Linked DNA regions of Mus musculus: region 2 is linked to region 1. A link is a loop called in an ENCODE intact Hi-C map of the cell type or tissue named here. Cell type or tissue: left cerebral cortex. All regions are shown on one strand.

What was found. A loop is a pair of places that touch in the nucleus more often than their neighbours do. Peaks named below come from ENCODE experiments on the same cell type or tissue, not always from the same donor. Only the 100,000 strongest peaks of a DNase experiment are listed, where the experiment ranks them.
Region 2: a loop joins it to region 1, with 5 times the contacts of the local background. A loop is called at or near these places in 1 of 42 quality-filtered maps.

The regions. Positions count from the first base shown.
Region 1 is chr16:94,722,319-94,727,318 of GRCm38, reverse strand. Gm41507 (a long non-coding RNA gene) reads left to right here and starts at 2,175. Exons shown (of 2, transcript XR_876285.2): 1 at 2,175-2,576; 2 at 2,759-3,991. In left cerebral cortex, a CTCF peak has its summit at 2,955; DNase peaks (open chromatin) are centred at 2,364, 2,408, 2,901, 3,151 and 1 more place; H3K4me3 peaks cover 1,548 bases; H3K27ac peaks cover 1,145 bases.
Region 2 is chr16:94,781,482-94,786,481 of GRCm38, reverse strand. All of the region lies in intron 3 of Kcnj6 (potassium inwardly-rectifying channel, subfamily J, member 6), which reads left to right. Among named protein-coding and RNA genes, the nearest start is that of Gm41507, 59 kb to the right of the region's middle. In left cerebral cortex, CTCF peaks have their summits at 410 (motif pointing right) and 2,573 (motif pointing right); DNase peaks (open chromatin) are centred at 2,980, 3,066, 3,774, 4,181 and 1 more place; H3K4me3 peaks cover 780 bases; H3K27ac peaks cover 2,173 bases.

The DNA of each region.
Region 1 (5,000 bases):
TCAAATTAATACCTATGTTCTTTGATTATTTTTTATTTTTATTTATTTATTTATTGGTTTTTCAAGACAGGGTTTCTCTGTATTGCCCTGGCTGTCCTGGCACTCACTCTGTAGACCAGGCTGGCCTCGAACTCAGAAATCTGCCTGCCTCTGCCTCCCAAGTGCTGGGATTAAAGGCATGCGCCACCACGCCTGGCTTTTTCTGATATTCTTATTCTTGTCTAAGCCCAGTGACAGATGCCAAATCCCTAAAAGAAGCACCAAAAGCTCTCAACACGTGGGCTCCTGCACACGTGTGCAATACACTCATCAGACATGTACACACACATGCTATAAAAATAAAAATAACCCTTAAGGCTGGAGAGATAGATGGCTCCTAGGTTAAGAGGACCCAGGGTTGATTCCCATTGCCCACACAGCATCTTACAATCATCAGGAAACCTAGCTCCAGGGGATCTGATACCCTCGCCCTGCACAGTGCACAGACATACATGCACGAGAAACACCCATATACATAAAATAAAATAGTTTTTCATTAAAAGAATTTTTTAACAAAAAGAAGAGGAATACTACATGGCCTTATTTATCTTAACCTACAGCAGAAATTCACTGCACTGACAGAATCATACTCATTTCTGGATTCAGGGGCAAAGAAAGTTAAATAGATAAAAGTCCCAAGGGATCCCTGAGAGACAAGGGACAGCTGATAGGATATTCTATGTGTCAGTTCAGGTAATAGGTACATAGGTATATGCATTTATTAAACCATCAAACACTAAAATTGATGAATTTTACTATATGTAAATAGAGCTAGTTAAAATAAGCATGTTAAAAAACTTTTTAGGCATATCAGAAGACTGCTTGTCATTTGGATGAACTGGGTCTGCATGGGAAAGCCAGGGACCAGAGGCAGGAATCAAAGCTCCATCCTGGACCGGGAGATAGAGCAATGGGTAACATGCTTGTGAGGTGGGCCTGCCAGCCCGAGTTCAGATCTCACAATCTCATGGGAGATTGTGGAGCCTGGAGCAAAGGAGGCATCTGCACCCCAGTACCACTGCTGGGAGTAAGAGGCAAATAGGGGAGTCTCTAGCACAGCGGTCCTCAATCTTCCTAACTTTAATACAATTCCTCCCATTGTAGTGGCTCCAACCAGAAGATTATCTCATTGCTACTTCATAACTATAATCTTGCTACTGTTATGAATCTCACTGTAATGTAAATATCTGATATGCAGGACATCGGATATGTGACCACCAAGGGAGTTGAAACCCACAGGTTGACCCGTGCTCTAGAAGGTGAGGGCAGCAAGGGTAGAGAGAGCCTGTCTTGAATTAGGTGGAGGGAGGGTGAAGACAGATCCATGAAAGTTGCATCTGGTTATATGTGTGTGTGTGTGTGTGTGTGCATGAAGGATATATATACACATACATATATATATACACACACATATATATACAGGATATGAAGGATGTGTGTGTGTGTATACATATACGAAGGATACACACACATATATGGCCTTATATATATGTATATATTTATATATGTATATATATGTATGTATATATGTGTGTACATGTGTGTATATATATGTATGTATATATATGTGTACATGTGTGTATATATATATGAAGGATACATACACACATATATGGCCATATATATATATGTATATATATGTATATATGTGTGTGTATATATGTATGTATATATGTGTACGTGTGTGTGTGTATATATATACACACACATGTATATATACAGGATATGAAGGATGTGTGTGTCTATATATATATGTGTGTATGTATATAGTGTACATGTGTGTATGTATATATGTATGTATGTATGCATGCATGTATATATGTGTGTGTGTGTATATATATATATATATATATATATATATATATATATATATATATAGTGCTTCACTTGAGTTTCCTCAAGTGAGCACGTGGGCAGAGGACGTAGATATCGTAGATATAGAGACAGAGGAAACAAGACCAGTAAATGGAAGGGCAGGTCTTATCACTGGCAGATATACCCAGAAAGCCAGAAGTTAGCTCACTGGTGAGCAGAGAGAGGTAATTGCTGACTGCAGCGAAGACCTGAGTGTCACGCTGACATGGGCTGGAAAGGCACAGAAAATAAAAACATCCTAAAGGGGAAGATGGATGGAATTTAGCCAACATTGGCTATGAGAGGGAGTGCCTCAGACAGCCTACGCTGGATCCGCGCCGCGCTCACGCACGCGCACATGGTGTGTGTGTGTGTGTGTGTGTGTGTGTGTGTGTGTGTGTGTGTGTGTGTGTGTTGTGGTGCACTCAGAGACAAGCAACGTGGGAGCTGCTAAGCTCGGAATACCCACAGGACAACAGGCGATGTCAGCAAGCGTAAAGGAGGGATGTAACACCAGGAGTCAGAACGCACAGGAAGCAACCCTTGCTCTGTGGTGAGCGCCCACGCTTGTCCTGAGCCGGTTTCCCTTCTGCATCCACCAAGTGCGCTCTGACTACAAATCCAGGACAGGTGGATCCCTACAGCAAAGCTTCTTGTATCTCATTGCTCTAACTAGATAAACGGTAAGGCTGGGCTAGGGAGAATGTCTGAATTTTGATGATCAAAAAGATCAGGGTTGAAACCTCTTCAATCTCTGTCCTACGGAGTGAAAGATGAAACAGCCCAAAGGGGCTGAAACATGGGCATGGCAGGCAGGAGCGGGTGCACCTTTTGCTGATGACCCACACCCTCCTCCGTTTCCCAGCGCCCTCTAGGCAGAGAGTCTTTTTCCAAGCGAGCGACCTTCTGGACTCCTGACGCAACAAGCTGACTCTAGGAGGAGGCTGGTAGGAATCCCTAATTCGGCAAGTGTGACGTTAAGATGTACACGTGACTTCCCAGACACGCGTACGCACTCACGCAGGAACCAGGGCAGCATCAGCCCGCCACCTTCTTCCGGGAAAGAAACAGCAGCTTTCCTAGAAAAGACACTAGGGCGTCCCCATAGGTCCATTCTGGAAGCCCTGAGGCCACTCAAGTCCCATCAGCATTCCCAAGGGAACACGGCCTTGAAGACTTTTGCAGGGAGGCCTGAGCGGAGACAATTGCGGACATCCCAGGAAGGAGACCTGCACCCGCCCTGCATTGCGAGCACTCTGCCACCAAGACTGCCAATCAGAGCGCCAGCCAATGTGAGCTGCGGACGGTTGTCATGGGAACAGGATCAGACAGTCTCTTAGGGTTTGAGTCTGCCTGTGCCTAGCCCCTGGGATCTCATCGCCCAACAACTTACATTGTTGCCACACCAACCCCAGTAGAATCTGTGTGACAAGTTCCACAAACTGAGGCTAAAGCTTCAAAAGAAGGAGGCTTCCTGGAACCAGTTGTGGAATTCTTGGCCGGAGCAAAATATTGAGCCGTAGTTCTCATGGCAATTTATCTGTTTTATCTTCTTCTATTCCTTTCTTATTTACAAGATGCTCCTGATAGCCTAGGATGAGATTTTAATCGAGAAACTGGATAAGAAACCATCCCTTGAGATGGGGTCACTAGCCATGACCTTATCTCCCAGAAAACATAAATCATTTACAAAATTACAAAATAGTATTATGATAGATTCAAAACTTTCCCAACAACAAAATTTCACGTGGCTACGTGTGTGTTGTCAGAAGTGGGCTTTGGTATATGGTAAAGAAAGACTTAAATAAAAAAGAATTAAAATAGAATTTAAAATTCACACCTTGAAGATTCACAAAAAAAAAAAAAATCAGGTACTAGATGTTAAATAATAACTGACCATAAAATGTATTAACCCGCTCTTGGAAATATGCCATTAGCCTCGGATGATTTTGTGCTTTGCTGTGCCAAATAACAATGATGTTATCTGTCCAATCCGTGATTGCCCCACTAAACACATCTTCTAAGAGTTGTAATACTTATTTCATTATGCATAAAAATCCTTGCTTGAGAGCTAAAAAATACACTCAGATTCAAACTGCCTCTGTGTATGTTTCTGTTGGTCGCCGCCAAATCCTTACCCATCTAGCCTTCGAAGACCCTCGTTCCGGGGACCCCCATATCTGGCTGGGGTGGCCCATGGCACAGTGTGTTTTGCAACCACAGCCCAGGAGGGTTGAGACCTGATGCTCAGAAAGATGAGAGCTTTGCCCCGCCCACGCCTAGAGCAAGCATCTCAGACCCGTGCTATCGCCTCACCTGCACCTTCCTCCCTGGTCCTACTAAGTGACCTTGAGGTCAAAGGAGATGGGTCTGCCGTGTGCTCTTCAGCACTTGTTAGGAGTGAACAGTATACTTGGTCCCCTGTCCAGGTGACACCAGTTGAACCCCCTCCTTGTGCCTGACTGGGCGCTGTTACTGGGCCCTTCGTTGAGAGCGTGCACCCTTGCACCCACTGGGCTTGGAAGAGGGAAGATGAAGCCCGAGCAGGCTTTCCCTGACTCTTCTGAGGCGCTCAGCAAGTGTCGCTTCAGAGCGTTGAGTGCACCTGGCTTGAAGTCAGCCCTCTCCTTGTGATGTATGAGTATTTTTTGTACAGGTCAGTGTTTGCTCTCCCCGCAGCTCAGGTCAAGGGGAACCCATAAGCGGGAGCCACAGTGGCAAGAGCTTGAAGCATCTGGTCACAGGGCACCCACAGTCATGAAACAGGAGGAGGAATATTTGGTGGTGTTCTCCGTCTAATACAGTCCAAGATCCTCTGCCTAGGGAATGGTCTCGCCCACAATGAAGGCGTGGGCTCTGCTCACTTCACTGAGCACCATCAAGAGTGCCCCACAGGTGTACGCAGAGACCCATCTCCCAGGTGATTCTAGAGTCCGGGAGCTGATAAGCTTTCTCTTGGTTCCTGACCTTACCTTTCTCTTGCTCCTCTCCTCTCCCACCCACTTCCCAGCATAGCCCGAGCGCTATGCTGTCTGTGCCTTTCCCAAAAGACAGCAGGTCCCTATCAGAGGCACAGCCAGTGGGCTCTGAGCGGGAGTTCCAAAAGG
Region 2 (5,000 bases), 59 kb before region 1:
AAAAAATGTTTTAAATCAAAAAACAATATCAGAGAACCCGCACCAATGTACGCAAAAGAAAAAGAAGGAAATAGAGAGACCCCATGGTTTAAGGAACCCAAACCTGCCAGAATGAAGAAGGCATGTTAGTCAGTCAGCGATCCACTGCTGTGACAGAATGCCTAGGGAAGTCACTCCAAGTGGGAAGAAGTTCCTGCGGTTTCCGGGCGTCTGAGGTTTCTGTCCATGGTTACTTGGCCTCGTTGCTTTATGACTGAGGTGAGGTAGAAAACAATAGCTCATTTTGAGGTGTTTCCATGCATCTACATGGGCTAGTCAGGGGGGTTGCTTATTTTCAAGTGAATTATTAGTTATTTTTAATGTGTGTTATGTGCACATGAGTGCAGTTGCTCATGGAGGCCAGAAGAGGGCGTCAGCTCCCCTGAAGCTGGGGTCACAGGCAGCTGTGAGCCAGACATGGGTGGTAGGAACTAAACTCAGGTCCTACGGAAAAGCAGCAAGTGCTCTTAACTGCTGAGTCGTCTCCACAGCCCTGGATCATTATTTTTTAATTGTAAGCATTCTGCTTGTGTCCTAGATGCTAGATGCTTAGCTGATAGATCATCTCGACTATTTTCACCATTCCTTGGTGTCTTTCCACTTTGTTGATAATGACATTTAATGCATAGAACGTTATTCTGATAGAGTCTTATTGCTTCTACTTGTAGTATCTTAGTAAAGCATCCACTACCAAACTCAAAGCCATCATGGCAAACTGTTTTCTTCTATCAATTTTATATCTTTAGCTTTCTTACTGAGATGCCTTTTTATATACGGGTGAGGTAGGGAGTAATTTTTTTTTTTTTTTTTTTTTGCACGTATACACCCAGTTGTTCCAGGGGCATTTGCAAAGAGGCTGTCATTTCCCATGAAGCAATTGTGACACCCTTACTGAAATTGAATGGTCACGGTGACTGTGACTATTTCCAGACTCTCAACTTTATTACTTTATTGCATTGTTTAAGTGTGAAAAGCCATTCAGAGTGACCAAGACGGTTCTCATCAGGAGGTGAAATTCTCTCATGTCTGTTCTTTCCCATCTGCTTCAGCCATGTGGGGCTCCCATGATCCCTTTCTGCTTCAGCCATGTGGGGCTCCCATGATCCCTTTCAGCTTCAGCCATGTGGGGCTCCCATGATCACTTTCAGCTTCAGCCATGTGGGGCTCCCATGACCCCTTTCGGCTTCAGCCATGTGGGGCTCCCATGATCACTTTCGGCTTCAGCCATGTGGGGCTCCCATGATCCCTTTCGGCTTCAGCCATGTGGGGCTCCCATGATCCCTTTCGGCTTCAGCCATGTGGGGCTCCAGTGACCCCCTCTACCTTCAGCCATGTGTGGCTCTCATGATTCTTTCTGGCTTCAGCTATCTGGCTCCAGCCATGTGGGCTCCTGTGATCTCCTCTGAACTGGCTGCTGGAATTTTCACAGAGACGACAGTAAAGCTGTACACTTTGGGTAGTATTGCCATCCGAACAGTATGGAGGCTTCCAACCTGTGAACATAGCATGTAATTTGGTTTATTTAGGTTTTTTTTTTCAGCATCACCTTGTATTTTTCTGCATGGGAATCTTTCATTTCCTTAGCTAAGCTTATTTTAGTCTTAGGAGTCTCTTTTTTAATATTATTTTTATCTAGTCTCTGAGAATTTCATAAAGGAATATAGTGGAGTTTCATCATATTCACACACATACACACACACACACACACACACACACACACACACCCTCCTCCGCTCTCCTCAACATGCCACTCTCTCAGCTTTGTATCAGTTCTTTCAACCCACTGAGACCGATTAGCGCTGCTCATATGTGTATGGCTGTGAGGCCATTCACTGGAGCGTAGGGTAATGTACTGAGAGATACACCACTAAAGTTATTTTTAGTCATATACTGATTATTGAAAAACACCTTAAATGATCTAAAATCTGATACATGCCTCTTATGTTTAGTAAAATGATTTGCCACTGAAGTTACAGAACGGCACCACAGAAACCTTCTCATTCCAGGGAATTTAAACCAAGAGGGCGCGGGGGGTCCATGACTTATCAAACAGCTATTAACTCTATGTTACTCTTTCTAATATATATTTATTCTTTGAGAAATAATACGGGTATACAATGTATTCTGGTAATACCCAGCCCTTACTCTTAGCTCCAACTCCTCCCAGACCCCTCCATCATGGCCCGATCCCAGTGAATTAATGCTGCCTGTATGCTCCTGGGTGCGGGGTGAGGCCACACAGTAGAGCATGGGTACCAGGAGCCACACCCCTGAAGAAAACTGACTCTCCCCCTGAGCAGCCTCCAACTACCAATAGCTCCCAAGCTAGAGGCGGAGCTTTAAGAGCCAGTCCCTATCCACACAGAAATTTTGACCGCCATGGTCTTGGGTAGATTTTGTGAAGGCAGCCATGCTGAGAGCTCATGAGTGCCACAGCCCTGTCGTGTCCAGAAGACACTATACCCCAACCTTCGGCACTTACAAAGTGTCCTCTCCTACAAAGTCCCAGGCCTCGGGAGGAAGTGTGATGTCAATGTTCCACTAGGGGGCGCCTGTCAATCTATTGCATGTGCTGCTCACTCTCTCTCATCCTTAAAACTGCCGCAATGAATCAACCTAAGGTCAGACTGGGACACTAGACAGCAGCAGGACACACTGAGAGTGGGCTTCCTTAAGGTAAACTGCCTCTCACTTGTGCCGGTCCCCAACCCACCATGAGATCATTCAAAAAGAGTTTCCTCCTCCTGAGGTTGGCAAAACCAGCAAAGGCAAGTTCAAACCGCATGATGGCTCCCAGCAAGTCTTGGTCCAACCCTTCACATTTCCAACATGGGGAACCAGAGGACCCTCGGGGCTAGAGCGATGGTGGACAGTATGCAGGAGAGTCTCTGCAGTGTCCTAGTGGGAACAACACGTCCAGGGACCAAGCAGGACACCGGGCTCTCAGGTCTTCAATAGGACTACAGCCCAGGCATGGAGTCAAGCCCATAAGATGGCATCTCCTTTGAGTCCAGCAACATATGGGGAAACTGAATCATCAGGTCTGTGTCTACCCTGCCTCCCCAGACTCCACAGCTGAATCCTGAGACAGTGGCTAGAACATGTGACCCTGCTTGACAGCTGTCAGTCTCTTCTCTGGTCAACCCTGTTAACCCTCCTCTTGTACCAGCTTTCCTTCACTCTGACCCTCTCTTCAGTCATGCCCCAGGCCTGCCTGTACACCAGAGTAGGAGTAGCCGCTGTGCCCTGCCTTGCCAAGCACGAGAGCTTTGCGGCCATGAAAAGCGCCCCACCCCTGTCTAACATCTTTGCATCCCCGTCCGTGATGTATTGTATTCTCAGCTATGGTTGGGAACAGCCCCATCATTACACACTATTCTTTTGGAGTGATATAGTCCAGTCTTGGATGCTATTTCCAGGATGCTCGGGGGGAAAAAAAAAAAAAAAAACAGTGAGGTCTGCGCATGACTGACAACTGTCGGGCTCCTCGAGGGCCCTGACAGCAGCGTTTTGATGTAGCTGAAGCGAGTTTTCTGAGCAGACTCTTGGCTTCTCTCACAGAGCAGCCAAGCAGCCCACGCCGGGAAACTATTAAAAACATCTCGTTTGAAAAAAATGAATTAGGAGTATTCCCTACTTGGTCTCTGGCTAATGTAAACACTGAAAACAAATTAATCCTTCAGGGAGAAGAGAGGAGGAGGAGTTTTATGTTCTGAATGTGGGCGCCAACATTTACAGGCAGAGACTTCATGGCTGGGGAACAGAAGGGAAAGGGGGAGGTCTGGGCAATGGATGTTCTGGGCTCAGCTCCTAAACAGCTGAGAGTCAGCACACGCCGCTGCTGCCTCTGTTTCCCCATCTGCACCAGGAATGGCCTCTGAAGGAAAGCTATGTGTGTGTGGCTGGCTGCCTTTGGCCTGGCCATGCTTTTTCTACCCTGTGGGTCTTGTCTCTGATGCTCACCTTTCGGGTGTGCTAGGGAAGCGATACCCAAGTATGTGTTCCCGTTTCACCCATTCCACAGACAAGCCAAAGAAAAAGAAAAAAATAAACCTCTCCATTGTCACCGCCCACTTCTGCAGGGCTTTCCAAATCCATCGAAAGTCGTACACAGCCAGTCCTTTCTGCCTGCTGCAAAGTCCCAATTTTCTGCACTGCAGATATTTCAGGACGGGCTTTAAACAGCTGCGGCTGCGCAGTAACAAACTTAACGGAGAAAGCCAGCAAACGTGGGTCAGTGTTTCCAAGAGACGTCAGTTTTCTCGTCACTACTAAATTGCAATGTCATGCTTGTCTTCCGGGACCTAACGCTCCTGTCTCTCCATTGAATTCGCCGTGCGTTTCTATCAGACGCTTGCAATGGCCCTCATCTTGCTTTTATTTTCCACTTCATCTCCAAAATGAATGTTTCAGTCATGCTGTGGCCACTATGAAATCAGTTAATTGGGCCCTGACTGCGCACGGCCATCGCCCCTGGCCAACTGTATCGCAGCAGCTCTGTCTGTCCCATTTGTAATAGTCACAGATGCACACTAACAGAAACTAGAGCCTTGTCCCAAGAAAAATCAGTGTGTTTCAAAAGCGAGTCTCCACGCTTAAGCCTAGCTGGCTTAGCACGTTCGGTAGTCTACAGGTCTGAGTGCAAACCTGGCTCACCACCCTGGCAGCTTGCAAATCCCCACAGGGAAGATATAATCATAGTGTTGTGAAACACGGGCTTCAGAAGGCACTGTTTGCCCCCCACCCCCCCGAACCTGTGTCCCAGGACTCTTCCAAATCAGGTTTTAGCACACACGGGTCAATTAAGAAAAAGTACAGCCTGGCTTCACGGCCTTCTACTTCCTACTTCTATTAACAAACTTTTCATACAGAATAAGATGGCAAAATTAGACATGTGGGTTTTTCTTTTCTTTTTCGACAATCCAGAATGTTAGGGTCACCCCATTGTCCACTACTCAGCC